Regions from separate parts of the Homo sapiens genome. Here region 2 is linked to region 1. Evidence: chromatin loops called from intact Hi-C (ENCODE). Cell type or tissue: heart right ventricle. All regions are shown on one strand. Links, peaks and the distances in the headings refer to the core of each region. The heading gives the core; the rest is flanking DNA.

The links. Peaks named below come from ENCODE experiments on the same cell type or tissue, not always from the same donor. Only the 100,000 strongest peaks of a DNase experiment are listed, where the experiment ranks them.
Region 2: a loop joins it to region 1, with 15 times the contacts of the local background. A loop is called at or near these places in 82 of 110 quality-filtered maps.

The regions. Positions count from the first base shown.
Region 1 is chr11:62,163,637-62,179,020 of GRCh38, forward strand. It overlaps the pseudogene EEF1DP8. Among named protein-coding and RNA genes, the nearest start is that of SCGB1D1, 19 kb to the right of the region's middle. RefSeq lists a silencer at 11,795-11,974. In heart right ventricle, for the core only: a CTCF peak has its summit at 7,742 (motif pointing right); DNase peaks (open chromatin) are centred at 5,945 and 7,745; H3K27ac peaks cover 2,646 bases; H3K27me3 peaks cover 1,584 bases.
Region 2 is chr11:62,304,765-62,320,148 of GRCh38, forward strand. No RefSeq gene overlaps it. Among named protein-coding and RNA genes, the nearest start is that of SCGB1D4, 13 kb to the left of the region's middle. In heart right ventricle, for the core only: CTCF peaks have their summits at 6,583 (motif pointing left) and 6,793; a DNase peak (open chromatin) is centred at 6,567; H3K27me3 peaks cover 3,095 bases.

The DNA.
Region 1 (15,384 bases), core at 3,435-11,434:
GGTTATTCTCCTATCTGAACCTCTTGGAGCTTGATTCTGAGGCTTCCTTGGACATCTATAGAAACCTGGGTAGCAGCACTCAGAGCTAAGCTGAGTTACCTGATGCCTGAAGCACCTGCTCTGTACTCCTTACAGTGCTCACTGCTCTGAGCCAGCAAAGTAGAAAGTAACTTACATGGCCAACCCCAACCACATCCCCACTCCTGTCCAGTAATTTTGAATGTTCTCAACCAAAGAGATCTACCCTGCATGCTGGAAGGAGGAAGTAAACTACAGCTTGCAAAGGGGAGTTCTTTTTTGTTTTTGTTTTTTTCCTTTCTGAGACAGAGTTTCACTCTTGTTGCCCAGACTGGAGTGCAATGGTGCAATCTCAGCTCACTGCAACCTCCGCCTCCCGAGTTCAAGTGATTTTCCTGTCTCAGCCTCCCTAGTAGCTGGGATTACAGGCACATACCACCATGCCTGGATAATTTTGTATTTTTAGTAGAGATGGGGTTTCACCATGTTGGCCTGACTGGTCTCGAACTCGCGACCTCAGGTGATCCACCCACCTCGGACTCCCAAAGTGCTGGGATTACAGGTGTGAGCCACCACACCCGGCCAGGGGGGCTTTTAAAGTGCCTTTTAAGTAGTCATTCCTTTGTGGGGGTATTTGCTTTTATTGCAGTTTATTAAGCCTGAAACAGCTGACATGAAGATGGATACTTTGACTCAGGTTTGGTTGCCTGATCCATGAAGCTTTAATCTTACTTGCCCACAGATACACACACACATACCCCTACCTGTATTAATTTGCACTTTAAATATGCCCATTCCTCTGCTATTATGATATAGGAAAGTTGATAGTATCAGATTAATTTCAGGTGAACTATTCTACCTATAAAAGAATAGGAGCTAATAGGAGCTCCTATAAAAGAACAGGAGCTAATAACCCATGAAAGCTATGACGGTTTTTTTTTTTTTTGGATCTCTATTCTTCCTGCCAGCTCTGCCCCTGGCCTGGCAGGATTGGTTGAGTGGGGAATTGGTCCTTGAGAATTGGAGTAAGGGATCTTGAGGAATGTGTTTAGTGTCTTTGAGTTGTGATTTGAGAATAACAGAGGCAGGAGCCCTCTGCAGGGCTCCTGTCCTACTTGCCCCTGGGACACTGTAATAAGACAAGTATGGATTATGCCCAGTGAGGACTCCTATAACTAATTATTTAACTCAGAAAGTGCCCCAGAGGTGCTGGGGGTGCAGCAGAAAGGACTGGAGGGGTGCAGCCACTACTGCGGGAATGGTAGGGAAAGGGGCTAGGGGCTAGGGGCTAGAGGCCTTCTGCCCCAGTTATCTTATGTGGTGTTTTTTGTTTTGTTTTGTTTTGTTTTGTTTTGTTAGTTTGTTTGTTTGTTTTTTGAGAAGGAGTCTCGCTCTGTCACCCAGGCTGGAGTGCAGTGGCATGATCTCGGCTCACTGCAACCTCTGCCTCCTGAGTTCAAGCTATTCTCCTGCCTCAGCCTCCCGAGTAGCTGGGCTTACAGGCATCCGCCACCATGCCTGGCTAATTTTTGTGTTTTCAGTAGAGATGGGGTTTCTCCATGTTTGTCGGCCAGGCTGGTCTCGAACTCCTGACCTCAGGTGATCTACCTACCCTCCGCCTCCCAAAGTGCTGGGATTACAGGCTTGAGTGACTGCACCTGGCCCAAGTTATCTTACAGTGTCATTGTTTGCATGTTTGTGATGGCCCTAGACTTAACAGATAGAGAGCAGGCTCTATGGCTTAGAGAAAGACAGAAAACAGACAGTGATTGATTTAGGGTATGTAGGTAATGTGTAAGCCCAGGGCAGTGATGGTGGCTTCATCTGGTCAGAATTTCATCAAAGACACCTCTCGGGGCTAAAAAAGACCAGACTTTTTTTTTCTTTTTTCTTTTTTTTTGCTACTTGGGCAACACTGGCTTGATCTAGGTGACCTCTACGTTCCCTAGATGGACAACTTGTGTGGCCCCCAAACCTCTCCGTCTTACCCCAGTACCCCTTATTATCCTCAGCTACCATGCCACTCTCTTCAATCCCAGCAACCAGTCCTCACCTACTTCTGTAGGAGACCTCCACAGGGAGGAGCCTTACCATGAAGGTGATTGCAGTGTTTTTAATGAAAGGGGCCAAGAAAATGTGGCAATGAGGTCCTGTTCCTACGAGCTCCACTCTCCGGATTGAGACAGTGACACTTGTGGGAGCAGGACCCACTGAGGCCCAGTCCGAGGGCTCAGGTGGGAGAGCATCCACTGTGGCACTGCCGCGCTCGGGACCAGGGGCTGCTGGCCTTCAACAGTTGTGTCTCACGTTCTACTGAAGCAGATTGAGGAGAGTGACTCGGGCAGAGAATGCAGGGTGTTCTCTGTCTCCCTCCAGTAGACTAAGGCGTGTTAGTCTACATGAGGTCAACATGCAGACTGCAATGCAGGGAATCCTCTCTCATTCCTCGGGTAGGAGGGCAGGGCTGGGAATTACAACAGGGACCTCCCCTAATTGTCCGCCACCTGCCTGGAGTCACTTAGCAAAAAATAAAAATAATAAAAATCTGTGTTTGGCCCTGATGTGGACTCTACAGCTCCTTTTGCCACTCCCTGTGTCAGGGCCAAGGAGATGGGGTTTGTTGTCCAGCTCTGTCTAACCACTTCCCGGGGAATAGTCTGGGAATATGGATGACAACCTTTAATCGCAAAGTGCCTACTGTGTGTGAGGCACTGGGCGAGTTGAGTTGCGTTGGCCATAACCTTCAATCGCATTTGCTGATTGAGGGGTGATATTATCTTCATCTTCATTTTAAGTCTCTGGAAAGTGACACTCAAAGAGTTAAAGCAACCTCAAGCCCAAGGTTGTGTGGAGTGTGCAGTCGGGCAGGAAGCTCCACTGGACTTCGAAGGTGTTGCTCTAAGGCAAGCCTGCTACGACGCATGTCAAGACATCAGAAATGTTAAGAGGCTTCCCTCCATTGCCTCTTGTTGGCCAAAAGCACCCAGACTTTTCTGATGCCAGTGGGGACTTCCCAGTCCTTGCCCTGGCAAAGTAGGGCCCTCTCCCAGACTGCTATTTCCCACCCGGGGTTTCTGGTCCCTGGCCGCAGGACGTGGGATCTGGTATCACTGATGGAGCTGTACAGATGACATGTCCCAGAAGTGCAGGGAATTGAAGTTCATGGGGTGAACTTTGGCCAATGGGAAACAGGAGGCAGGAGGGGTCTGGGCAGGTGAATTCTGCCAGCTTTGTCTCTGATGCTGGACCCCGGCATTGTTTCTCCTTGCCGCCTATGTGGAGAAATCCCACCTGCTGAGCAAACGACTGTGTCTCTTGATGCCTAGGTGTAAAATAACCATCACTTCACATTTTCTTCATATCTGTCCTGTCTCACTTCCCTTTTGTCAGGTTCCTGTGAGGCCAGGGGAGATCTGGTGGGACAGGGAGAACAGCAGGGGTACACAGGGTCCTGGGGTTTGGCAGAGAAAGGGAGTGGCCAAAGGAGCTGTAGAGTACGTGAGGGTCAAACACAGAGTTGTATTATTTTTACTTTTTGCTAAGCACCTCTAGGCAGCTGGGGGACTTTCGGGGCTCTGTAACTTTGGATATTGGGAACTTTACTGGTCAGGCCCTAATGACCAGATTCTCATACCTGAGCTGCACATTGATAAGGCACAGTGAAGTGGATATCCCGCCCTTTGGGCCTCCAGGCCAGTTCCTCTTGGGAACTGCCCAGGACTCTCGTTCTGCCCAGGACTGAGCCCTGACTCAGGATGTCACTGTTAGAGAGAAGGGCAGAGAGGGGCTCACTACCGTTGACTGTTGCTGTTTTCTGCTTAGCTGGCTGGATATCCACCTCCTCTTTGAACTTCTTCAGACCCTCAAAATCAGCACCCTTGAAATCAGGGTCCTTGAAATCAGGAGTCTCAACACTGGGAGAGGACCCAAAAGGACCAGTAGCAGCTGGGAAGTCAGCTCTGGAGCCCTCAAAGAAGCTTTGCTTGACTCAACTACCTTTTTGCACATGGAGGTGGGAAGAAAAGAGTTAGGCACATTTATCATGATGGGGGAATGGCCATTGTGCCTTGTCCAGGGAACAATGCACACAGAGCATGAGCCCACCTGTGCAGCAAGATGCTGATATCCAGGTATCTGTGTCTGGATGGATGGGAAAAGACTTGACCCCATGAGCCCAGCAAGTTAACACTGGTTGTATATGGGTGACTTCTATGGGCTTTTCTTTATTTCCCCAAATTTATTTTATTTATTTATTTAGAGACAGGGTTTCACTTCAGTTGCCCAGGCGGGAATGCAGGGGCATGATCACGGCTCGTTGTGGCCTCAACCTCCCAGGCTCAAGCAATCTTCCTGCCTCATTTTTTTGATTTTTTGTAGAGATGAGGTCTCACTATGTCACTGAGGCTGGTCTCCAACCCCTGGGCTCAAGTGATCCCCCTGCCTCAGCTTCCCAAAGTGCTGGGATTACAGGCATGAGCCATTGCACCCAACCCTGTATTTCCCAAAATTTCTAAAGAATGGCGGGCACAGTTTGAGACCAGCCTGAGTGACATAACAAGACCCTGTCTGTATTTATTAAAACAAACAAAATAATAAAGTCTCCAAGACACACAGGCTTGCCTAATAACTTTAATTTGTTTGGAAAAGCCCTGCCCTCTAAGTGAAAAGCTGTCACATGAAAAAAATATTGCCATTACTTTGTTCAATTCTTTTATTGCAGTAAAATACACAAAACATGAAAATTACCATCTTAATCGTTTTTTTAAATAATTTTAAAATGTATATATCAGTGGTATTAAATACATTTTGTAATTTTGTGCAACCATTACTGCCATCTATCTCCAGAGTGCTTTTCATCTTGCAAAACTGAAAAGTTATACCCATTAAACAATAATTTCCTATTCCTCCCTCCCCCGTCCCCTGGCAATCACCATTCTACTCTCTGTTTCTATGATTTTGACTATTTTACATACATATAAGTGGAATCATACGTTATTTGTCTTTTTTTATGTAACTGACTTATTGCACTTAACATGTCTTCAAGATTTATTCATGTTGTAGCATGTAGTTTTCCTTCCTTTTTAAGGCTAGATAATATTCCCTTGTATGTATGTACTATATTTTGATTATTCATGTGTCTGTTGATGGACACTTGGGTTGCTTCTGTGTTTTATTGTGAATAATGCTGCTGTGAACATGGATGTACAAATCTTTTTTTGAGACTCTGCTTTCAATTATTTTGTGTATACCCTGAAGGGGAATTGCTGGATCATGTGGTAACTCTATTTTTACTCTATTTCTGGCCTTTCTATTTTATTCCATTGGTCTACATGGCTGTCTTTATGCCAGTACCACATTGTTTTGATTACTGTCACTTTGTAGCAAGTTCTCCAGCTTTGTTCCGTCTTTTCAAGATTGCTTTCACTATTTGGGGTTCCTTGATATTCCATATGGATTTTATAATTGTTTTTTCTATTTCTGGAAAAACCATTTTTGGGATTTTGATAGGGATTGCATTGAATCTTTGGGTAGTATTGACATCTTAACAACATTAAGTCTTCTGTTCTCTTGCCTCAGGCGTCCCACGTCCACCGATTCCTCCTCCCTCGTTGCTGAGTCCTTGGCTGGCATCAGAAAAATGGCTACAAACTTCTCAGTATATGAGAAGATCTGGTTTGACAAGTTCAAATATGACATTGCAGAAAGGAGATTGTACGAGCAAATGAACGGGCCTGTGGCCAGCACCTCCCGCCAGAAGAATGGCGCCAGCGTGATCCTCCATGACATTGCGAGAGCCAGAGAGAACATCCAGAAATCCCTGGCCAGAAGCTCAGGCCCCAGGGTCTCCAGCGGCCCCAACGGAGAACACAGCGAGCTTGTTGTCCTGATCGCCAGTCTGGAAGTGGAGAACCAGAGGCTGAGCAGCGTGGTGCAGGAGCTGCAGCAGGCCATGTCCAGGCTGGAGGCCCAGCTGAACGTGCTGGAGAAGAGCTCTGCTGGCCACCGGGCCACAGTCCCTCAGACCCAGCACGTGTCTCCCATGTGCCAAGTGGAGCCCTGGCCAAGAAGCCAACCACACCAGCAGAGGATGACAAGGGCAATGACATTGACCTTTTTGGCAGCAACAATGAGGAGGAGGACGAGGAGGCAGCACAGCTGCGGGAGGAATGGCTGCCATTTCCCCCAGTAATTAGAAAAGCCTTATTGTGAGGTTTTTGATACCTTTTTATAGTTTTATGTTGTCATCTTTGTTTTAAGGAATATGTGAAGTTGTTTCAAAATTGGGAACAAGAATTGTCACATTCTTTTGTTTTTTCTTCATATTTTCTCCATATTTTTCTTGTTTTCCTCTTTTGCCCTCCAGTCCTGGGAGGAAAGTAAGTGTCATGGGTGAGGACTTTCCACTTCCTGGACCATTGGAGTCTCTGGGACCATCCACAGTCCCTAAGCCTGGGAAAGTGCTCTGTTCTTTAGCATATTAAAAATGGCCCTAGCCTGTCCTTAAATGACTCTAGAGGGGTCATTCAAGTGCATGTTTGTATGTGGAAAGATGATTAATATGTCACATATGGCTTAAAGGAGCCAGCAGGATCTTGAGACACAGTAAAAATATCCCCCCGCCACCCTTCAGAGGTGGGGAATTTTGATTCCTCCCTGGTAAATCTCTGTCAAATTACTAATTATTGATCTCTGATAATTACCAATTATTGATCCCTAACTCATGACTGTCTCCTTTACAGCTGGTGAGCAAGCCACTGATTCTAGACTTTCATGACTTTCTGATGACTTCCTGATGACTTCCTACTGACCAAATGATAAACCGCTCAGAATTTCCTGTCTGCACTGTGTGGGATAGTGTCCCCTGAGCCACCTTCTTTCTCAAATTGCTGTTATATTGTCTTAATCCACAAGGAAGGTCTTGTGTGAACATATGTATACATCCAGAGTGTTCTGGTAGAATTATAGCTCCCCTTGCACTAAGGGGTGCCCGGGGCACTTACATGATGTGTACTTGTTGTTAACCACCGCTCCCCAGGGGCTGGATCTTATCCCCTGTGCATAATCAGAAGCAGTTTCCCTAGTCTTGGTTCACCTGGTTGCAGTTCTCACCCTCTTCCTAGGAGTCCACTCTGCTGAGTTCCCATCAGGTCTTCTTCTGCACTGACTCTATGCCAGGTAGCTGGAGGTTAGACTGTTCCTTCAGCCTAGGTACTTTCTTTCTTCACCTCTTCATCATGTCCTCCAAAAAGCCTCCTATGTATAGGTTGGTTTACGTGGCCATTTTTTTTTTCTTTCTTTCTTTCTTTTGTTTTGTTTTGTTTTTTTTGTTTGTTTGTTTTTTGAGACGGGGTCTGGCTCTATCACCCAGGCTGGAGTGCAGTGGTGCGATCTCGTCTCACTGCAACCTCTGCCTCCCAGGCTCAAGCGATTCTCCTGCCTCAGCCTCCAGAGTAGCTGGGATTATAGGCGCGCGCCATCAGGCCTGGCTAATTTTTGTATTTTTAGTAGAGACAGGGTTTCACCATGTTGGTCAGGCTGGTCTCGAACTCCTGACCTCGGTGATCCACCCGCCTCGGCCTCCCAAAGTGCTGGGATGACAGGCGTGAGCCACAGCGCCCGGCCCGTTTTATTCTTTTAATTACCAAAGGCTGGCCTGTAGTAGGAGATGTCTGATGAGTTTTTCTTAAATTGAACGCCAACAATAAGGTTTGAGCCTCAAGGTGGCGCCATTTCATGTAGAGTCTGGAATCTCTGAACACTTGAAATAGACCATCCGTCACTAGCAGGAGCCCTTGCGTTCCGTTCCTGGATGCCGTTCTCAAAGTGAACACAATGAAATACAAGTTTCACTCGTGTTTGCATAAGGTCAAAACAACTGACAGGGTCGTTTCTTCTTGAGAGGACTGTGCGTTATCCTAGCAGGTGTATATACTATTTATCTCGTCAGATTTCTTACCAAGGAGACAGAAGCTGAGAAGAAATGAGATTAGGGGTTGTCTATCAAGGACAGAGGGAAAGAAGGGGGTAGCTGCGACTGTGTTTGTGGTGTGTGGGATGAAAAGGAAGATTTGAAGGATAAAACTAGAAGGGAAGTGAAGATGACTCCAAAGTGCCTTATTTGGAGCGGGATGAGACTGACTGGATGGTTCATGTTAAAGGGATCGTCTCAGCACAGCTGAGGGTTTTTCACACATACTATTATTTAATTCTACTGACTTTCACGTAAAGAAAGTGTAGTCTTTATTTACTGAGACTTAAAAAGATTAAATGGCTTTTCCAAGCTCACACAGTCCATATAACCCAGAGATGGGAAAATATATCTGGACCCCAAATCCTTAATTTTACTTGTCTGCCTGCCCGCCTCTTCCCTGTTGAACCTGGGGAGGCATCAGGGCATCCTGTTAGTGGTGTCCCACAGATAGACAAATTTTACCCTGGATTACGAAAAGCTGGATTAGCTTTCTTACTTAAACAATACTGGGGCCGGGCGTGGTGGCTCATGTCTGTAATCCCAGCACTTTGGGAGGCTGAGGCAGGCAGATCATGAGGTCAGGAGATCGAGACCATCCTGGCCAGCATGGTGAAACCCCGTCTCTTCTAAAATACAAAAAGTAAATTAGCTGGGCACGATGGCGCCTGCCTGTAGTCCCAGCTACTCGGGAGACTGAGGCAGGGGAATCGGTTGAACCTGGGAGGCGGAGATTGCAGTGAGCCAAAATCACGCCACTGCACTGCAGCCTGGCAACAGAGCAAGACTCTGTCTGAAAACAAAACAAAACAAGAAATAATACTGGAACTTCTTTCCCTGCTGTTGCTCCAATTCCCTTCCCTGGATTATTTTCCTCTTTGTCACTACCACACATCTAGAAAGATTAGCATTTCTATTACAGAAGCAAATGTCAAAAGGAGATTTAGAGGGAGTTACAGTTGCTTAAAAAAAAAAAAACCCCTGCCCTTTGCCATCACAAGCCCATGATCGTCACAGTTATCTGTCAGTCAAGCACCTGACCGTAATGGAAGTCAACAAATAAAACGCATCACTTGAGACCGGATAAAGAACACAGGATGAGCATGAGTTTAATCCTTGTCCATCCTCTTTAGAAATCTGAAAAAAATAACAACTTAAAATGACAACAAAAGAACAAAGTGGCAAACTCTACAGTATAGTGGAAACAAGCAAGTGACAATATTTGATGAGAAATATTTAAGCTTTTCTGATGGATGGAGAGCAGATAGGATGAAATCTACAGAGAAATAAGATGAGAGGAAACTGAAGTTCAAACATGTGCTGGAGAAAAAACCTTCAGATAGAGGAGCTTTTGGAAAGAAAGAGGAAATTAGGTTTAAGATAGGTCTTGGATAATTATTGAAATTGAATACAGGCAGGATGAGAGTTGAAATACACAATGAGATGTGGACAGCGACCTCACACCACTTTGCTCTGTTCTTCTGCAATATATGTTTTTTTTCACATAATGTTTTTATTGTTCCCTTCAGTGCAAAGGACTATTGGGGAAGAAGGGTCTTCCCAGTGGGCAGCAGAAAACCGTGAGATTAAGCAAAAATAATTGCTATCAAGGATCCTAGGTGAGTATGAGTTCAGAAGTTTGCTGGTCCATTACAAGTCTTGGGGTTATTCAGTCTGCTTCTCTGTGCAGTTCTTCTAGAATTCTGTTAAAAAAAAAAAGCCATCAACTCATTATGGGTGCCAAAGGGGTAACCCCTTTTCCTTCTAGGCTAAATATGAAAAAAAATCTGATTTTCATCATCCTAAGTGGCACCTGTTTTTGCAGAGGATACCAACTGCCTCTTTTGGGTGGTCTCAGACTCCCCTTCTTTGGGTGGTACCTTTGATGTGGTTGTGCTTGACGTTCTCAAGTCTCTGGTTTTCAAGGTGGGACAGACTTACCATGAGATGCAGGTATCTCAAGCAAGGTCCAGCACGACTTACTAACTGCGGGGATGGTCAAGATAGGGTGTTAGGGCCTGGCTTACTTCGCTGCCAGGCAGTTCTTTCTCTGACATTCCTTTAGGTAAGATCAGTTCCCCAGGTAGAAGAGATGTATTGGAAGAGAGCCTCACGTTGGTGTCAGCCTTGACAGGAACTTAGGATGAAGGAGACTCCTTGACTGACTGATTGACTTCCTTCCTTCCTTCCTTCCTTCCTTCTTCTCTCTCTCTTTCTTTCTTTTTTTATTTTGAGACAAAGAATCACTCTGTTGCCCAGGCTGAAGTGCAGTGGCGCGATCTCAGCTCACTGCAACCTCTGCCTCCCGGGTTCAAGCGATTCTCGTGCCTCAGCTTCCCGAGTAGCTAGGATTACAGGTGCCTGCTACCCCACCCAGCTAATTTTTTTGTGTTTATAGTAGAGACGGGGTTTCACTATGTTGGCCAGGCTGGTCTCAAACTCCTGACCTCGTGATCCACCCGCCTTGGCCTCCCAAAGTGCTAGGATTGCAGGCGTGAGCCACCATGCCCGGCCAAAACTCCTTGACTTTCAAGAATCTGCTCTATTGCAGAGGAAAATTGCTGGACCTCTCCTGGGGCCATGATGATTTCACAGGAGCAGAGCCCCACAGCTGATTTGAACACATCCTGCATGTTCATCAAGACATTAGGAGGGTTTTAGGCCACATAAAGTCTGTTCACTATAGTTTATGTCACCTCTGTTTTGCCACTGAATTTGTATATAGCCTTGTCAGAGCTCTGGGGAGGGTGTGGGATATATGGTTGTAATTTGATGTCTGAGGCTTTGCATACCCGTTGGAAAATTCCGTAAAATGAGACCCTTGTTCTGAGTCTCTGTTGAATAGAATTGCCCCAAGGAGACTGTATTACTAAAGCAAATGGAATAAGCCCTCAACAATAAATGGAATTGGGTAAAGCTATACAGACATATCATTGCAACATCGATTGGAGTTTGAAGTTAATTCCAAATACAAAGTTATGGAATTGTATTGTATTACTGAGGTAAAAGGTATCACGATTAAAAAGTGCCTGCTTTCCAGAAGCTTCAGGCCATCCAGAGAACGTACTCTTTAGATCTGGGTTATGGATGTACTCCACTAATGGGAGATGATGTATGAAGTCAATTTAAAGGTGGATGAAGAAGGGTCCCCAAACTCTAGGTGGTGTCCCAAATGGTATCTGCACTGGTTTGCAGCATTATGAACAGCACAAGTAGGGTAGTGCAGCTGGGCACGGTGGCTCATGCCTGTAATCCCAGCACTTTAGGAGGCTGAGGTGGGCGGATTGCTTGAGGTCGGGAGTTCGAGACGAGCCTGCCCAATATGGTAAAAACCGATCGCTACTAAAAATACAAAAATTAGCCTGGCGTGGTGGCGTGTGCCTGTAATCCCAGCTACTTGGGAGGCTGAGGCACGAGAATTGCTCAAACCCGGGAGGTGGAGGTTGCAGTGAGCCGAGATTGAGATCGCACCACTGCACTCCAGCCTGGGCAACAGAGTAAGACTCTGTCTCAAAAACAAACAAACAAACAAATAAACAAAACAAATAGGGTAGTGCATACAGTGAGAAAATATTATTTTGGAAAATTCAAGAACAAACTAAGAATCTTTTCCTTTTCTTTTTTCTTTTTTTTTTGAGACGGACTCTTGCTCTGTTGCCTGGGCTGGAGTGCAGCAGCATGATCGTACCTCAGTGCATCCTTGAACTCCTGGGCTCAAGCAACTCTCCCACCTCAGCCTCCTGAGTAGATGGGCCTACAGGCAAGTGCCACCACACCTGTCTAAGTTAAAACTTTTTGTTTGTTTGTTTTTGCAGAGACAGGGTCTTGCCATATTGCCCAGGCTGGTCTCAAACTCTTGGGCTTAAGCGATCTGCCCCCTTCAACCTCCCAAAGAACTGGGATTACAGGCGTGAACTACTGCACCTGGCCCCAAACTAAGAATTTCTGATTTCTTTCCTTTATTCTTCTTCCTAGGGTATGACACAGGTAAAGGATTTAGACAGCACAGGACCAGTTGATCACGGCAAGATTTGGTGAATAAAGTGAAGGAAACGACTTCAGAGGTCCTTTTCCATATTGTGGGACTTACAACTCAGAACTTGCAGCAAGAATTCTGAGTATGTATGAGGTCTGCAAGGAGTTTGTGACATGTGATACATTGGTGACCTGGGTACCAGCAGAGATTCTTGAAGCTTTGACTAATGACCTGACATATGTATTTCAATTTTTGATAATCATTAAATAAATGAAGTAACATGTTAATATATCTCTTAATAAGCTGAGGGCTTAATGAAGCCCTTTTTGATTTTGTATATTCATGGATTATATTTTTTATTGCTAAAATGAGACAATTTTATTCATGTTTCTCATCTTCAAAGATGTAAAATCTGTAAATACTTGTTACATAAATGGGCAGATGGGAAAAGAATGACTATTGCGATAGTGATACCACTTGGTTCTCTGAATTCCTCTGAGCTATAGGCTAAAGATGACATAGTGATTTATCACTCAAAATTATTATTTTTAATTTTTAATTGACACCTAATACAAAAATGTGATGTTTTAATAAATGTATACATTGCATAATGATCAATCAGGGTAATTAACATATCCATCATCTCAAACATTTATCATTTCTTTGTGGTGAGAACATTCAAAATCTTCTCTTCTAGCTATTTTAAGATACCCAATATGTTATTATTAACTACAGTCGCCCACTGAGTGATAGGACATCAGAACTCATTTTTCCTAATTGTAACTTTGTACCTGTTGACCAACCGCTCTCCATCCTCTCTCTTCCATTCCGTACCCTCTCCAGTATCTGGTAACCACTGTTCTACTCTCTACTTCTATGAGATCAACATTTTTATTTTATTTATTTATTTATTTTTAAATTTTTTTGAAATGAAGTCTTGCTCTGTTGCCCAGGCTGGAGTGCAGTGGGGCAATCTGGGCTCACTGCAACCTCTGCCTCCTGGGTTCAAGCGATTCTCCTGCCTCAGCCTCCCGAGTAGCTGGGATTACAGGCACGTGTCACCAAGCCCGGCTAAGTTTTGTATTTTTAGTAGAAACAGGGTCTCACCATGTTGGCCAGGCTGGTCTCGAACTCCTAGCCTCAAGTGATCCACCCACCTTGGCCTCCCGAAGTGCTGGGATTACAGGCGTGAGCCACTGTGCCCGGCCAGATCAAAAACTTTAGATTCCACTTATGAGTGAGAACATGTGTTATTTATCTACTGTGTCTGGCTTATTTCACTTTACATAATGTTCTTCAGGGTCATCCATGTTGTCACAAATGACAGTATTTCATTCTTTTTTTATGACCTAATAGTATTTCTTTGTGTACATATACCACATTAAAAAAATCCATTTATTTGCTTTTCAACACTGAGGTTGATTCCATATCTTAGCTATTGTAAATAGTTCTGCAATAAGCATGGGATTGTAGATGTCTCTTGAACATACTGATTTTGTTTCCTTTGCATACAAGGTTGACCCTTGAGCAACATGGGTTTGAACTGTGCAGGTCCACTTACACACCGCTTTTTTCAACCAAATGTCAGTTGAAAATGCAGTGTTTGAGGCATGTGAAACTTGTGTATATGGAGGGCTGACCTTTTGAATATAGGGGTTCCACAGGGCCGAATGCAGGACATGAGTTTGTGCAGTTTTTGATATATGTAAGGGGTGAGTGCCTGGAACCAATCCCCTGAGTATAGAGAAGAATGATTGTATACTCTGTGGTAGGATTGCTGGATCATATGGTTGTTTTATTTTTAATTTTTTGAGGAAACTCCATACTGTTTTTCATGACCGTACTAATTTATATTTCCACCAATAGTGGGTAAAAGGTTTTCTTTTCTCCACATCCTCGATAATACTTGTAATAGCCATTCTAACAGGTATGACCTAATTGTGGTTTTGATTTGCACTTCTCTGATCAGTCTATTAAGGTCTATTAAGTCTTAGGTCTATTAAGGTCTTTTGCCTATTTTAAACATTATTTTTAATGATTTATCAGCCACTGCTAAATTAAGACCTCCTTTGAGTTTATTAAAAACGATAAATTAGATACCACTTGATATGGAAAAAATGTTGTTATCACAAAACAATACTTTAAATAGTTTCTTTGAAGTCTAGAGATTTCTACCTGCAGAGTCCATGCTCTGTGTTAAGATTCTGATGAAGGATGCATATGCCTTCTGTCTTTAGTGAAATGGAACGAGAGTGATTATGGAAGGGAGGTAGGAAGGAGAACCAATGTGACCACATGATCCATAAATAGTAAAAGCCTATATGATGTGAGGATCTCAAAGTGATCCCTTAAAAGTCTCCATCCCCCAAGTGTGTGTTCATCAATTTGAACACTGTGTCCCTAGAATATCCTTGGATGATAACCTCAGCCAAAAGGACACTTGCGACCAGCACATCCTGCTGAGGACGGGAGTCCAGAGACTCTGTGTGTCTTGGGGATTGGTAATGTTTACCCAACTTCCGACCCTTCTATGTCCTTTGGTCCAAGATTCATTAAGGATATTAACAGCACAATGATATTCACTTGGACTTGACCATATGTGAGTAATTATCTTAACTGTGAGAAATGTCAATGAAACCAAAGCCAGATTCTGAAGCACACTTTGGTAGCATAGGATAAATAAACATTCCTTATTAATAGACTCAGATTTAGTTTGATATTTTACTTTGGGATTGAGGTGATTTATTTTATTTGACTTTCTCTCCCCTTGTTGTTACATAATTGCAATCATTGACATTTACTGCTAGGCACTGTACTGGGTACTTTTCCTTTACTAATTCATTTATTCTTTATACAAATCCTATGAGGTAGATGCTTTTTTTATCACCTTATTTTACAGATGAGGAAACTGTGGCTGCAAGGCTAAGCAACGAGCTGAAAAACTCACAAGTTGGGTATATATCCAGAGAACAATTCATATTCCAAACACCACTTCAGAATTCAAAACAAAGCATACAGCTACCCTATTCGGATTCTGATGGGGGCTGCCTGAATTTGTAGAATAATTGAGAATAGTTGACATCTTAAAATTTTCCAAAATTTGCTTCAGAACAAGGTGTGTGTCTCCATTTGTTTAGATTCCCTTTTATCTTTGTGTAAATTTCACGTAAAATTTCATGATTTTATTGTTAAAAGTTTGTATATTTCCAATACATATGTTTCAGTATATTTTTGTTGCTACTGTCGTTACTATTGTCGATGGTATAATTTTTTTCCTGTTATGTAATGCAATAGCTGCTTACAGGAAAGTGATTCATTTCCAAATTGGTGATCATTATTCAGCTAACTTGATAAACTCATCAGTTTCATTATTTATTTATTTTCTAATTAATATTATGTAATTTTTTTCTTAAGGAAAATA
Region 2 (15,384 bases), core at 2,996-10,995, 140 kb after region 1:
CATGGCTGCTTCCGGTCGTTCCTTTCCCTGTTCAGTGCTTCCTTCAGGGCCCTTGTAAGGCAGGCCTGGTGGTGACAAAAATCTCTCAGCGTTTGCTTGTTTGTAAAGGATTTTATTTCTCCTTCACTTGAAGCTTAGTTTGGCCGGATATGAAATTCTGGCTTGAAAATTCTTTTCTTTAAGAATGTTGAATATTGGCCCCCACTCTCTTCTGGCTTGTAGGGTTTCTGCAGAGACATCCTCTGTTAGTCTGATGGGCTTCCCTTTGTGGGTAACCCAACGTTTCTCTCTGGCTGCCCTTAACATTTCTTCCTTTCAACCTTGGTGAATCTGATAATTATGTGTCTTGGGGTTGCTCTTCTTGAGGAGTATCTTTGTGGTGTTCTCTGTATTTCCTAAATTTGAATGTTGGCCTGTCTTGCTAGGTTGGGGAAGTTCTCCTGGATAATATCCTGAAGAATGTTTTCCAACTTGGTTCCATTCTCCCTGTCACTTTCAGGTACACCAATCAAATGTAGGCTTGGTCTTTTCACATAGTCCTATAATTCTTGGAGGCATTGTTCATTCTTTTTCATTCTTTTTTCTCTAATCTTGTCTTCATGCTTTATTTCATTAAGTTGATCTTCAGTCTCTGATATCCTTTCTTCTGTTTGATCGATTCATCTACTGACACTTGTGTATGCTTCATAGAGTTCTCATGCTGTGTTTTTCAGCTCCATCAGGTCATTTATGTTCTTCTTTAAACTGGTTATTCTAGTTAGCAATTCCTCTAACCTTCTGTTTTTTCCTCTAACCTTTTTTCAAGGTTCTTAGCTTCCTTGCGTTGGGTTAGAACATGTTCCTTTAGCTAAGAGGAGTGTGTTATTACCCACCTTCTGAAGCCTACTTCTGTCAATTCATCAAACTCATTCTCTGTCCAGTTTTGTTCCCTTGCTGGCAAGAAGTCGTGATCCTTTGGAGGAGAAGAGGCATTCTGGTTTTTGGAATTGTCAGACTTTTTGTGCTGGTTTCTCCCCATCTTCATGTATTTATCCACATTTGGTCTTTGATGTTGATGACCTTCAGACACGGTTTCTGAGTGGATGTCCTTTTAGTTGATGCTGATGCTCTTCCTTTTTGTTAGTTTTCCTTCTAACTGTCAGGCCCCTCTGCTGCAGGTCTGCTGGAGTTTGCTGGAGGTCCACTGCAGACTCTGTTTGCCTGGGTATCACCAGCAGAGGCTGCAGAACAGCAAAGATTCCTGCCTGTTCCTTCCTCTGGAAGCTTCGTCCCAGAAGGGCACCCACCAGATGCCAACCAGAGCTCTCCTGTATGAGGTGTCTGTCAGCCCCTGCTGGGAGATGTCTCCCAGTCAGGAGACTCGGGGGTCAGAGACCCACTTGAAGAGGCAGTCTGACCCTTAGCAGAGCTCGAACGCTGTGTTGGCAGATCCACTGCTGTCTTCAGAACCGGTAGGCAGGGACATATAAGTCTGCTGAATCTATGCCCACAGCTGCCCCTTACCCCAGGTGCTCTGTCCCAAGGAGATGGGGATTTTATCTATAAACCCCTGACTGGGGCTGCTGCCTTTTTTTCAGAGATGCCCTGCCCAGAGAGGAGGAATCTAAAGAGGCAGTCTGCTGCAGTGGCCTCGCTGAGCTGTGAAGGGCCCCGCTCAGTTGAAACTTCCCCGTGGCTTAGTTTACTTTGTGAGGGGAAAACCGCCTACTCAAGCCTCAGTAATCATAGATGCCCCTCCCCCCACCAAGCTCAAGCATCCGAGATCTACTGCAGACTGCTCTGCTGGCAGAGAGAATTTCAAGCCAGTGAAACTTAGCTTGCTGGGTTCCATGGGGGTGGGATCCGCTGAGCTAGACCACTTGGCTCCCTGGCTTCAGCCCCTTTCCCAGGGGATTGAATGGTTCTGTCTCACTGGCATTCCAGGTGCCAATGGGGTACGAAAAAAAAAAAAGATTCCTGCAGCTAGCTCAGTGTCTGCCCAAACAGCTGCCCAGTTTTGTGCTGGAAACCCAGGGCCCTGGTGGCATAAGCACCCAAAGGAATCTCCTGGTCTGTGGGTTGTGAAGACCATGGGAAAAGCATAATATCTGGGCCAGAGTGCACCATTCCTCACAGCAGAGTCCCTCACAGCTTCCCTTGGCTAGAGGAGGGAGTTCCCTGATGCCTTATGCTTCCCTGGTGAGGCAATGCCCCACCCTACTTCAGCTCACCCTCCATGGGCTGCACCCACTGTCTAACCAATCCCAATGAGATGAGCTGGGCACCTCATTGGAAATGCAGAAATCACCTACCTTCTGTGTTGATCTCACTGGGAGCTGCAGACTGGAGCTGTTCCTGTTCAGCCATCCTGCCAGCCTCTCATGTATACATTTACAATATTGGATCATGCAAAATCTCCCTCCAGAGAGCTCTACCCATTCATTCACCCACCATCATATATGAGGTCACCTGTAGAGATTTTTCTGATACAAAAAGTTACATAGAAAATGTGTGGTTATAAATCCCCATTTTCTTTATCCAGTCCACCAATTATGGGCACCTAGGTTATTCCATGATTTTGCTATTGTGAAAAGTGCTGCAATGAACGGTTCTGTGTGTGTCATACACTCATAGAATAGTTTGTTTTCTTTCGGATATATACCCAGTAATGGGATTGTGGGATTGAATGGTAATTCTATTTTCAGTTCTTTGAGAAATCTCCAAACTGCTTTCCACAGTGGCTCAACTAATTTGCAGTCTCACCAGCAGTGTATAAGCATTCTCTCTTCTCTGAAACCTTGCCAACATCTGTTATTTCCTGATGTTTTAATAATAGTCATTATGACTGGTGTGAGATGGTATCTCTTTGGTATATCTTCTTCTGAGAAGTGTCTGTTCATGTCTCTTGCCCATTTTTTAATGTGGTTGTTTGTATTTTGCTTGTTGATTTGTTTTAGTTCCTTATAGTTCCTTATCCTTATAGATGCTGGATATTAGACCTTTGTCAGATGCATAGTATGCAAATATTTTCTCCCATTCTGTAGGTTGTCTGTTTACTTTGTTGATAGTCTTTTGCTGTGCAGAAGCTTTTTAGTTTAATTAGGTCCTACTTGTCTATTTTTGTTTTTTGCAATTGCTTTTGGAGACTTCTTTAAATCATTGCCAAGGCCTCCCAAAGTGCTGGGGTTACAGGCATGAGCCACTGTGCCTGCCCTGGGATTGCATTCTTGATTTAACTCTCAGTTTGGACATTATTGGTGTATAGAAATACTACTGATTTTTTACATTGATGTCATATCCCAAAACTTTCCATATTCTTTTGTTTTCAATGTTTCTTATAAACAAGAGATTACCAGGTTTTATTATTTAATCTCAGAGTCTCTGCCATTTGACAGGATGAGTTTAACTCATTTATATTTATTTTCATTACTGTTACATTAGTGCTTATTTCTCTCACTTTATTTTTGGTTTTTTATTTTTGTGGGTACATAGTAGGTATATATATTTATAGGACACATTAGATGTTTTGATATAGGCATCCAATTCATAATAATCACATAAAGGAAAATGGGGTATTTATCCTCTCAAGTGCTTATCCTTTGTGTTACAAACAATCCAATTATACTATTTTAGTTTTTTTGTTTGTTTGTTTGTTTGTTTGTTTTGAGATGGAGTCTCGCTCTGTCACCCAGGCTGGAGTGCAGTGGCGCCATCTCGGCTCACTGCAAGCTCCATCTCCTGGGTTCACACCATTCTCGTCCCTCAGCCTCCCCAGTAGCTGGGACTACAGGCGCCTGCCACCACGCCCGGCTAATTTTTTGTATTTTTAGTAGAGATGGGGTTTCACTGTGTTAGCCAGGATGGTGTCAATCTCCTGACCTCATGATCCACCTGCCTCAGCCTCCCAAAGTGCTGGGATTACAGGCGTGAGCCACCGCGCCCAGCCTATTTTAGTTATTTTTAAGTTTGGTTAAATTATTATTGACTATGGTCACCCTGTGTGCTATCAAGTAGTAGGTCTTATTCATTCTTTCTATTGTTTTGTACCCATTAACCATCCTCACTTCCCCCCACCCACTCCTCTACTACCATTCCTTCTACTCTCTTATCTCCATTAGTTCAATTGTTTTGATTTTAAATCCCACAAACAAGTGACAACATGAAATATTTGTCTTTTTGTGCCTGGTTTATTTTACTTAATGTAACGATATCCAATTTCATCTATGTTGTTGCAAATGACAGGATCTCATCTTTTTAATGGTTAAATAGTATCCATTGTGTATATGTACCACATTTTCTTTACCCATTCTTCTGTTGATGAACACTTAGGTTGCTTCCAAATCTTGGGTATTGTGAACAGTGCTGCAACAAACATGGGAGTGCAGATATCTTTTCAATATAACAATTCCTTTCTTTTGGGTATATACTTAGAAGTGGGATTGCTGAATCATATAGTAGCTCTATTTTTAGTTTTTTGAGGAACCATCAAACTCTTCTCCATAATAGTTGTGCTAATTTACACTCATGCCTACAGTGTATGAGGGTCTCCTTTTCTCCACATCCCCTCCAGCATTTGTTATTGTCTGTCTTCTAGATATAAGCCATTTTAACTGGGATGAGATGATATCTCATTGCAGCTTTTGATTTGCATTTCTCTGATGATCAGTGGTGTTGAGCACCTTTCTCTCACCTCATTTTGTTTTCTGTTTCCTATACTTTTTTCTAACTTTCTTGCTTACATTAGAGTTTAATTCTGCCACTTTACATTTTCTACTTCCAGCACTTTTTAAATGTTCCTACTATGGACTAATTTCATTCTGCTGGTTCGAAAGTTATGCATTGTATTTTTGCTGTTCTGGTGATTGTCCCTTACTTACTGACCTATATATAGGTATAATTTTTCCATCAATCCTTTAACTTATTAGTACCTGTGTTGTTCCCCAAATAAAATAAGTGCACTAGCTCAGTCTCACCTCCCTTCAATCACTCCTACGTTATACCTCCATCCTCAACATTTCACGACATCTAAAATTAATCCCCGGTCATCTCAGTTCACTTTCTCTTTTATTAGTTCTTGTTTTCTTGGAAAACAATAAACTTTACTAAAATATTTGCTTTCCCACACCTCTCATATCAGCATTCTGGTTTTATTTCTCTTCTTACTGAAGTTCTTTCTTTAAGATTCTGTCCACAGAAAGGTTTTGTGTGACAAGTCGTATTAGGCTGTGTATTAGTCCATTTTCACACTGCTGTGAAGAAATACCTGAGACTGGGTAATTTATAAAGGAAAGAGGTTTAATTGACTTACAGTTCTGCAGGCTGCACAGGAAGCTGGTGGCATCTGCTTCGAGGTTTCAGGGAGCTTTTAGACGTGGCGGAAGCCAAAGTGGGAACAGGCATCTTACATGGCAAGAGCAGGACCAAGTTGGGGGGAGGGGCCACACACTTTTAAACGACTAGATCTCAGGAGAACTCACTATTGTGACAACAGCACCAAGGGGAAATGACGTTAAACCATGAGAAACCACCCCTATGATCCAATCACCTCCTACCAGGCCCCACCTTCAGCCCTGGGGATTACATTTCAATATGAGATTTGGGTTGGGACACAGATCCAAACCGCATCAGGCTACGTGTATCAGTTAGAAATATGTTTGGCTACAAATAACACCCAAATGACTGACATAAACAAGATAGTGGTTTCTTTTTTGTTTTTGTTTTGTTTTGTTTTGTTTTGTTTTGTTTTGTTTGAGACGGAGTTTTGCCCTTGTTGCCCAGGCTGGAGTCCAATCGTGCGATCTCGGCTCACTGCAACCTCCACCTCCAGGGTTCAAGCCATTCTCCTGCCTCAGCCTCCAGAGTAGCTGGTATTGCAGGCACATGCCACCATGGCTGGCTAACTTTGTATTTTTAATAGAGATGGGGTTTCACCATGTTGGCCAGGCTGGTCTCAAACTCCCAACCTCAGGTGATCCACTTGCTTCGGCCTCCCAAAGTGCTGGGATTTCAGGCGTGAGCCACCGCGCCCAGCCGGTTTCTCTTCTTTTATTTAAAAGAAATCTGGGAGTAGGCAGTGTAAAGTTGGTACACTGACCCCATAATAATCAATTTCCCAGGCTCCAGGCTCTTTTTTCTGTGTCTGAATTTTACCCTACTCAGTTTATGGTTTCAATACTCAAGGTGGCCTCATATTCTAAGAATGCCAGAGCTCCAATCATCATGTCCATGTTCTGGGAAGGGACAAGGAGAAAGAGAGGGAGAGCAAGGGGCACATTTCCCATCCAGATGCGCTGCCTGGGCCGGGTGGGTGAGGGCTGCCAGCAGAGCAGAAGTTGTCCTGGAGAGTTACACATTCACCACACAGTAGCTCATCTGAGTCTCTGGCCGAGTCCTGGCCACCGGCTGCAGTAGCTTTTTCCCCGTGAAAGTTAATCTTCAGGAAATGGGCATCCCACTCTGTGTGTGGCAATGAAGTCCAGGGCTTTCAGGTTGAAGTTCCTCTGCCTCTGTTACCCACAAACATGAGGCAGCCCCAGAGACATTCAACAGGACCGGCCCGCGGTGCTCTCTGCCGCTGCGCCACAGCACCACCTGCTGGTCAGGAGACTGCTCGGCATCCCTGCCGTGGCTGGAACTCCTCCGGTCAAGATCAAGTGGAGCCTCTCCTGCGGGGCTGGGCGTGGTTGCTCACACCTGTAATCCCAGCACTTTAGGAAGCCGAGGCGGGCAGATCAACTGAAGTCAGGAGTTCGAGACCAACCAGGTCAACATGGTGAACACTCCGTCTCTACTAAAAATACAAAAATTAGCCGGGCGTGGTGGCAGGTGCCTGTAATCCCAGCTACTTGGAAGGCTGAGGCAAGAGAATCGCTTGAACCCGGGAGGCAGAAGTTACAGTGAGCCAAGATCGCACCATCGCACTCCAACCTGGGGGACAAGAGCGAGACTTCGTATCAAAAAAAAAAAAAAAAAAAAAAAAAAAAGGACATTACAAGGAAGTGCCGCAGCGGGCTGTGTGCTCTGCTCTGAGGAAGTGCCACAGCGCGCTGGGTCCTCTGCTCCGGCTGGTACTGTAGAAGGAGGCATGTAGCCCTTGATAGCATTTTCGGGGCAGGGTAATTCCCCATTTTATGCTCAATCGCAAGACCTTAATTCTTTTCTTTTCGTTTCATTTCTTTTCTTTTCTTTTTTTGTAGATAGAGTCTCATTCTGTCATCCCTGCTGGAGTGCAGTGGCACAATCACAACTCACTGCAGCCTCAACCTCACCGGGCTCAGGTGATTCTCCCACCTCAGCCTTCCAAGTAGCTGGGACAACAGGCGTGTGCCACCACACCTGGCTAATTTTTGTATTTTTTGTAGAGACGGGGTCTCATCATGTTGCCCAGCCTCATCTCAAACTCCTGGCTCAAGCAATCCACCCACTTCGGACTCCCAGAGTGCTGGGATTACACACACGAGCCACCACATCCAGCCTGGCTGTTAAGTCTTAATTCAGGGCAACTAATTCTTTCCAATCCCTACACTCTACCTTCCAGGCCAGCCCAGAATAAGACTAGCACCTCCCACCTCATGAACCCAGAACTACCCTTCTTGCCTCCTCAGTAACCAGCCCCCCACCCCAGAATGAAATCATTTATCATTTAAGCCCTCAAAATACATAGAGTCTTATCATAGTCTTCTCCTCAGATGCACGGGGCCTCCTTCCCTACTTCTGTGTTTCCAAGGATGGCTACTGTGATGGAGGTCTTGCATTGGTACCCACCCCACCTATCATCATAATTTATAATTCTCTATCTTGCTCCAGGACCTGGTGGGCTAACCTGCGTGTTCTACAAAGACAGACCCCTTTGCCCTCTGGATTCCAATTGGATTTGGCCAATGAGAAGCACTGGCAAGAGATAAGGGAGAGAGCCTGGGCCCGATGGCTCACACCTGTAATACCAACACTTTGGGAGGCCAACGCAGGCGGATCACCTGAGGTCCAGGAGTTTGAGACCAGCCTGACCAACATGGCAAAACCTAGTCTCTACTAAAAATACAAAAATTAGCCTGGGTGGTGGGTGTGCCTGTAATGTCAGCTACTTGGGAGGCCGAGGCAGGGAGAATTGCTTGAACCCAGGAGACAGAGGTTGCGGTGAGCCAAGATCGTGCCACTGTACTCCAGCCTGGGCAACAGAGCATTACTCTGTCTCAAAAAAGAGAGAGAGAGACAGACAGGCAGGCAGACAGAAAGAGAGAGAGAGATGAGGGAGAGAGGAGAAAGAGATCAAGTCTTTATTCCCCCACCTCCCCCCTTGTAAGGTGGCAGCATCCCTTGACCAAAGGCCACAGCTCATATCAAGCAGCATCCTCTGCAGAGCTCTTTCTGTCCCCAGGTTCTGGTAACTGCTTATTTCCCTTATATCTTCAGGGCTAGGAGTGGTCACAGAGCCCTGTCGCTCTGGTCCTAGGGTACTGTTCTATCCCTTGTGCTTCCTACCTCCTGCCCACACCTTTGTAAAGAGTCCCCCTGTGTATTTCTCCTCGATCTGAGTGTGCTCTCTCCTGCCAGGAGCCTAATACAGTTACCTTCGGTGGCAGTGGTTTCAAGGTGGTTTTCTATACCAGGATGCGCTGCAAAAACCTAGAGCTTTTCTTGCCGAGGAAAAGAATCATCACAAACTAATCCCAAGCAGGACAGTCCTCTACCGAAGTTTTCCCAACCTAATTTACAGAGATGATATTCACAAGGGTTATGTCTTTTGACCCTAAATTTTTATTTACCATACAAGCAAAATCATATTGATTGCTAGGTGGTTGGCTAAGTCCCCTTGGTAGCTAATTGGCTGAGTCCCTCCCACTAACCTTGAAACATGAATGATTTTACTTTATACCTCAACAAAAATACAAACTTCTGGGAATAGTCATCCTGGGAAGGCCAAGAGTAACCAGCTTTAGAAGGAAAAAACAGTGACCAAAGAAGGAACAGGACACTGTCCTCAGGCCACCCAGCTCATCTTCACCAGGTGAGGTCATGCAAACCATACCCCACCCCTCCCACACGTGGGACAGCATCTCAGAGAGAGAAGCAGGGGCAGGGTGCAGGCCAGCTGAAAGTAGAACAATTTTATCAAAAAGAGGGTGAACCCTGCCTAAAGGTGATTTGCTAATCAGATCCTAAGTTTTTAACTGGATTGGACATTTAGTGAAATGTTTTGTTTTGTTTTGTTTTTTGTAACTAGTAGGTAGGGGACTTAGGAGGAAGGCCAGACAAGTTACAATAAAAAGATTTTTAATTATACTTTTTCTATATTTCTAAGTTGTGATCTAGGTTAAATTTTTGCAACTTGTTACACTTACTAAGGAGCATTTCTGTCAAGGAAATCAAAGGGAAACATGACTTGGAAAAGAGCCTTCTGGCAAGAGTGAGGAAGTGGGAGACCAACTGGGGGCTGTTGCCAATGTAACTATAGATACTATATATATCCTATATATACATGCTATACTATATATTATATATACTATACTATTAGTATATATAATGGTATGTACACTATAGTATACAGAGTATATATGAGTGATAATATATTACTGTTTATACATAAAAATAATTATATATTAATTATGTAATAATATATTTGTATGATAGATTATTATATACATAATTATTAGTTATACTATTAGTATAACTATTAGTATAATAATACATTATATATAAAGATATATAGTTATATATTATATTATTATATATCATTATAATTACATAACTATATATACATAGCTAGTTATGTATATAATAATCTATCATACAAATATAACTAAATTATTACATAATTAATACATAATTATTGTTATGTATAAACAGTAATATATTATTACAGTTTTATATCTATATACTCAATAGTATATAGATACACACCACACACACACATACACACACGCACACATGCACATACACAAATGTATACACCCAGGTGTTTCTGGTGCTATCTCCATTTATTAATACTTTGGGTGGGAATATTCAGTCTGGAAAGATCAAGAGTAACCAGCTTCAGACGGAAAAGGCAGTGACCAAAGGAGACACAGGACACTGTGCTCAGGCCACCTATGGATATTTTTCCTTTAACAGAATTTGAATATTCTGGTTACACCTGCATTGGTATTTCAGGTGAAGCTGTTTCCACAGATCTTAGCCATTCCCTTGATGTTTCTGACCCAAGCACAGAGCTGTTTGTGGCTGGCTTGCAAAGTAAGGCAAGGACACAGTAGAAGTTTCTCCAACCCCAGCCCTTTCCCTCCAGCGGAAACCTTCGCAGATCCTCTTGGAGACTGGCCCAGCAGCAGGGTGTTGGGAGCCCCTTGACATTCTCTTGGTTGCTGGTACCTGGTCCCACCACGAGCACTGCAGTTGGAAAGCTGCAGAGGCAGGGGCCTTTCAGGCACCCAGAGGGCAAGGTTCTGCAGCTCACATCCCACTAACGGGGTCACTGATGGCTTCTTGGCACAGTAAGGGCAGCACATGGAGCTCCCCAGGGTGAGGGGCTGGACTTCGGTCATACTGGTCTTTGGTCTTGTCTTCACACCCTCTCCTTGAATCTCTCTCTCCCTCTGCCAGAAAAATTGCAGATCCCTTCAAGAATAATCTATGGAGCCTCCTTATCAAAAAACTCTCACACCTCAACATGATCTTTCCATGCTGAGTTCCCTTAATTTTCTGGCCTACAGACTCTTTACTGGGAAGGTTTTGGGAGAGGCAGCTTGCTCCCCTAAGGAGATGTTAAGAAGTTGACAGGGGCAATTTGAGCTGTGGTGAAAAGCACAGGCTCAGACATCCATTGACTCTTGATCCCAGACCCTTGCTGTGTCACCATGAACAAGTTACTCAACCTATCTAATCTTGATTTCCTCATTTGTAAAATAGAGGAAATAATACATACTTCATATAGTTGTTGTAAGGATCAGCTGAGATGTGCCTGGAAACTACCTATCACAGTTTCTGGCCCTTAGTAAACAGTAAATTACCGTTATAATTATGACTGCAGGGAGCCCTCTTCTCCCCATTCTTTCCAGATGCTTAGTGAGGACCACTGTGTGTAACAGAATCTTCCTGATGGGGACCTGTGGCCCATGTGAACCCTGTGAAGTCAGAACAAAGATCTAGAACCACTGCACTCGCCAATTCTTCCCAACCTCATACATTTGGGCACATATACTTGCAACCCACACTAGACTGAAAGTGTCTTGCAGAAATGTCATATTCCTTTTGTATCCTCCACAATGTCTACAAATCCCAGGGTTGGGCATGCTATTAATATTTGACAAATGCTCGTTGACGAATTGTTGGTAGTAGTACACTGGAAAGTAATTAGGATGAACAGTGCCCTATGATCATTGGAAAGCATCTGGCATCATGGAAAATTATTTAGTGCCTACCGTTCATCCATTTAGTAGAAATAGCGCCCTGCTTATAAATTAGAAACCCTAATTATCTTGATGGATGCCTCTTTTGCAGCCTCAGGTAGTTTGATTTTGCTTACTGTTAAGGAGGTGTTCAAATTTTTTAAAACAATTATTCAAATTGTTTTGCAAAGCCTGGCGAGCATCATAAAAGCTCTAGATCATAAATCATAAAGAAAAACAAGACAGAGGTAAAGTCGCAGGTGTGACCTTTGTTTTCAGTATTCTTTCCAATGAACAGCTTGTAACTGCCACGATGTCAAAGCCATGGCCGCCTTAGTTTTCATGTAAAGTATTTCCGCCTTTTTCCAGTCAATGAACACTGTCCACTATGGCCAGATTCTATACTAAACTCTGAGGCTATAACAGTGAAGAAGACGGATCGGATAAGGCCCCTGTCCTCCTGGAGTTCACAGTTTCATGGCCTTTGTGTTTGGGGGGTACTTGTGTCCTTCAAAGATGTGGTCCATTAACCTAGGGATTAGCACTTTGCAACATTCTGTGTGGTCACTTTTAGAGAGGCAGGTCCCAAAAGACAGGGCCCATGTGAGGTCCATGGTATGATGCCTATAATGTGCCACATGGGGGGTCGCCTCCTGCAGCCTCCAGCCTGGGAATAGATGAGGTGCAGAACCGAAAGGAAGATGGGATCTGAACAAAAGTCTGTGTCCACAGGAGACATGCAGGAGAAAGTGAATATCGAGTGAGTGAGAGAAACAAAAGTCAAAATGAGGCTGGGCGCAGTGGCTCACGCCTGGAATCCCAGCACTTTCGGAGGCTGAGGCAAGCAGATCACTGGAGGTCAGGAGTTCCAGACCAGCCTGACCAACATGGGGAAACCCCATCTCTACTAAAAATACAAAAACTAGCTGAGCGTGCCGGCGCATGCCTATAATCCCAGCTACTCAGGAGGCTGAGTCAAAAGAATCGCTTGAACCTGGGAGGCGGAGGTTGCAGTGAGCCACGATCATGTCACTGCGCTCCAGCCTGGGTGACAGAGACTCCATCTCAAAAAACAAAACAAACAAAAAAGTCAAAATGGATGCGTCTTCAGGAGGTGAATCAAAATCCACCCCTGCCTGTGCCAGGCCCCATGGATACACAAGACAGCCGGAGAGCCACACAGCTGACAATGCAGCAGGGGAGAGAAATCATAGACTCCAGCTACTCAGTTACTAATTTCAGCTGGGGAAGACTCTCCAAGGGAGAAATAGGGGTTCTATGAGCGCATCTTACAGGGACCTATCCTGGCCTGAAGGGACTGCTATATCCTTTCCCAGAAACCTAGACATAAAAGATGAAGTAAAATAAACATGATAGAAAAATGGACATGCGAGTGGGTAAAGAAAAACCAGAAATTCCGACTTAGCAACTGGGAACATGACGGTGCTGTTTATGAGGTGGGGAATCCTGGAGACAGAAAAGGTTTAGAGGAAGGATATTAAGTTTGGCTTGGGATATGCTGAGCTTGAGATGCCTAGAGGACATCAGAGAAGCCAAAGTGATCATTTAAATTGTTCCATAGAGGCTGGACGCGGTGGCTCACACCTGTAATCCCTCTTTGGGAGGCCGAGGCAGGTGGATCACCTGAGGTCAGGAGTTCGAAACCAGCCTGGCCAACATGGTGAAACCTCGTCTGCACTAAAAACACAAAAATTAGCCAGGTGTGGTGGTGCGTTCCTGTAATCCCAGCTACTCAGAGGCTGAGGCAGGAGAATCACTTGAACCCAGGAGATGGAGGCTGCAGTGAGCCGAGATCATGCCACTACACTCCACAATGGGTGACAGAGCAAGACTCAATCTCAAAAAAAAATTGTTCCATAGAACCTTCCAGTGGCTTGGCAGTGGAAGCCACATTTAAGATGGAAGCCACACTTAGTATAGAAGCCACACCTTTTTTTTTTTTTTTTTTTTTGAGACAGAGTCTGGCTTTGTCGCCCAGGCTGGAGTGCAGTGGCATGATCTTGGCTCACTGCAACCTCTGCCTCCCAGGTTCAAGTGATTCTCCTGCCTCAGCCTCCTGAGTAGCTGGGATTACAGGCACACACCATGATGCCCGGCTAATTTTTGTATTTTTAGTACAGACGGGGTTTCACTATGTTGGTCAGGCTGGTCTCAAACTCCCAACCTCGTGATCTGCCCGCCTCGGCCTCCCGAAGTGCTGGGATTACAGGCATGAGCCACCGTGCCCGGCCACGAAGCCACACTCTTTACCAAGGCTTTCGGGGTGGTGGACCTTACTGACTAGCACAGCCTCATCTCATGTTTCTCTCTCTCTTACTGTGGTCCACCCACAGCAACCTTCTCTCTCTTTCTTGAGCACACCAAGCCTGCTCCTCCTTGCCTGGACAGACTTACCTCTGGATTTTGCACAGCTGATTCTTTCTTACTATTCACATTTAAACCTAAACGTCCTCTCGTCAGAAAGAGCTTTCCTAACTATAAGAGGTATTCATATCCTATCACCCTGTTTTATTTTCTTCGAATGCCTTTTGCTCTCTGAAATTATCCCGTACACTCGTTTGTGTCTGTCTGTTGACACCCTAATTTTACCCAGAATGTAAGCCGGTCCATGTAGGTGGGGGGACCAACCCTGTCTTGTTCAATGATGTCCTGTAAGTACTTAAAACATGGCCTGGAACATAATGGAAGCTCAATAGCCATGGAATGAATGGATAAGATATTAAGGAACAAGTGATATATGTGGATTTGCAAGTGAGATAAAAGGTCTGACTACAGGTAAATACCTGGGAGTTGTCAGTGTACAGATAACAACTGAAGCCAGGGAAGTAGTGGGTCTAGGGAGAAAGATTAGAGTTAAAAGAAAAAAAAAAGCCAGTCTAGGCTGGAGCCCTGAAAAACACCCAATAGGTCAGGTGGGGCTTATAATGGAAACTGAGAAGGAAGATCCAGAGAAGGAGGGAGGAAGAGGCCTAAGACAGTGAGAGGCCACAGAGAAAGGAAGAGGAAATTTGGAGGACAGAGCGGTAAAAAGATTCAAATGCTATTATGAGACCAAGCAAGACAAGAATTACAAAGTGTATTTTAAATGTAGTGCCTTTTTAAAATTTTTTATTTTTAATTTTTGTGGGTACACAGTAGGTATATATATAATTTATGAGTTACATGAGATATTTTAATACAGGCATACAATGTATAATAATCACATCAGTGTAAATGGGGAATCCATCACCTCAAGCATTTACCCTTTGTGTTATAAACAATCCCATTATACTCTTTAATTATTTTTAAATGTACAACTGAATTATTATTGACTATAGTCACCCTGTTGGGCTATCAAATACTAGGTCTTATTTATTCTAACTATTTTTTGTACCCATTAACCATCCCCATTTCCTCCCACCACCACCCCCTACTACCCTCCCCAGCCTCTTGGAACCATCCTTCTACTCTCTATCTTTTCTTTTCTTTTTTTTTTTTTTTTTTTTTTTTGCTTTTGAGATGGAGTCTCACTCTTTCGCCAGGCTGGAGTGCAGTGGCACAATCTCAGCTCACTGCAATCACCGCCTCCCAAGTTCAAGTGATTCTCCTGCCTCAGCCTCCAGAGTAGCTGGGATTACAGGTACACACCACCACACCCAGTTAACTTTTGTATTTTTAGTAGAGACAGAGTTTCACCATGTTGGCCTGGATGGACTCAATCTCCTGACCTCGTGATCCACCTGTCTTGGCCTCCCAAAGTGCTGGGATTACAGGTGTGAGCCACCGCGCCCAACCTACTCTCTATCATTATGAGTTCAATCGTTTTAATTTTTAGCTTCCATAATTAAGTGAGAACATGCAAAGTTTGTCTTTCGGTGCCCGGCTTGTTTCACTTAACATAATGACCTCTAGTTCCACCTATGTTGCTGCAAATGGCAGGATCTCATTCTTTTTATGGCTGGATAATACTCCCTTGTGTATATGTACCACACTTTCTTTATCCATTTATCTTTGATAGACACTT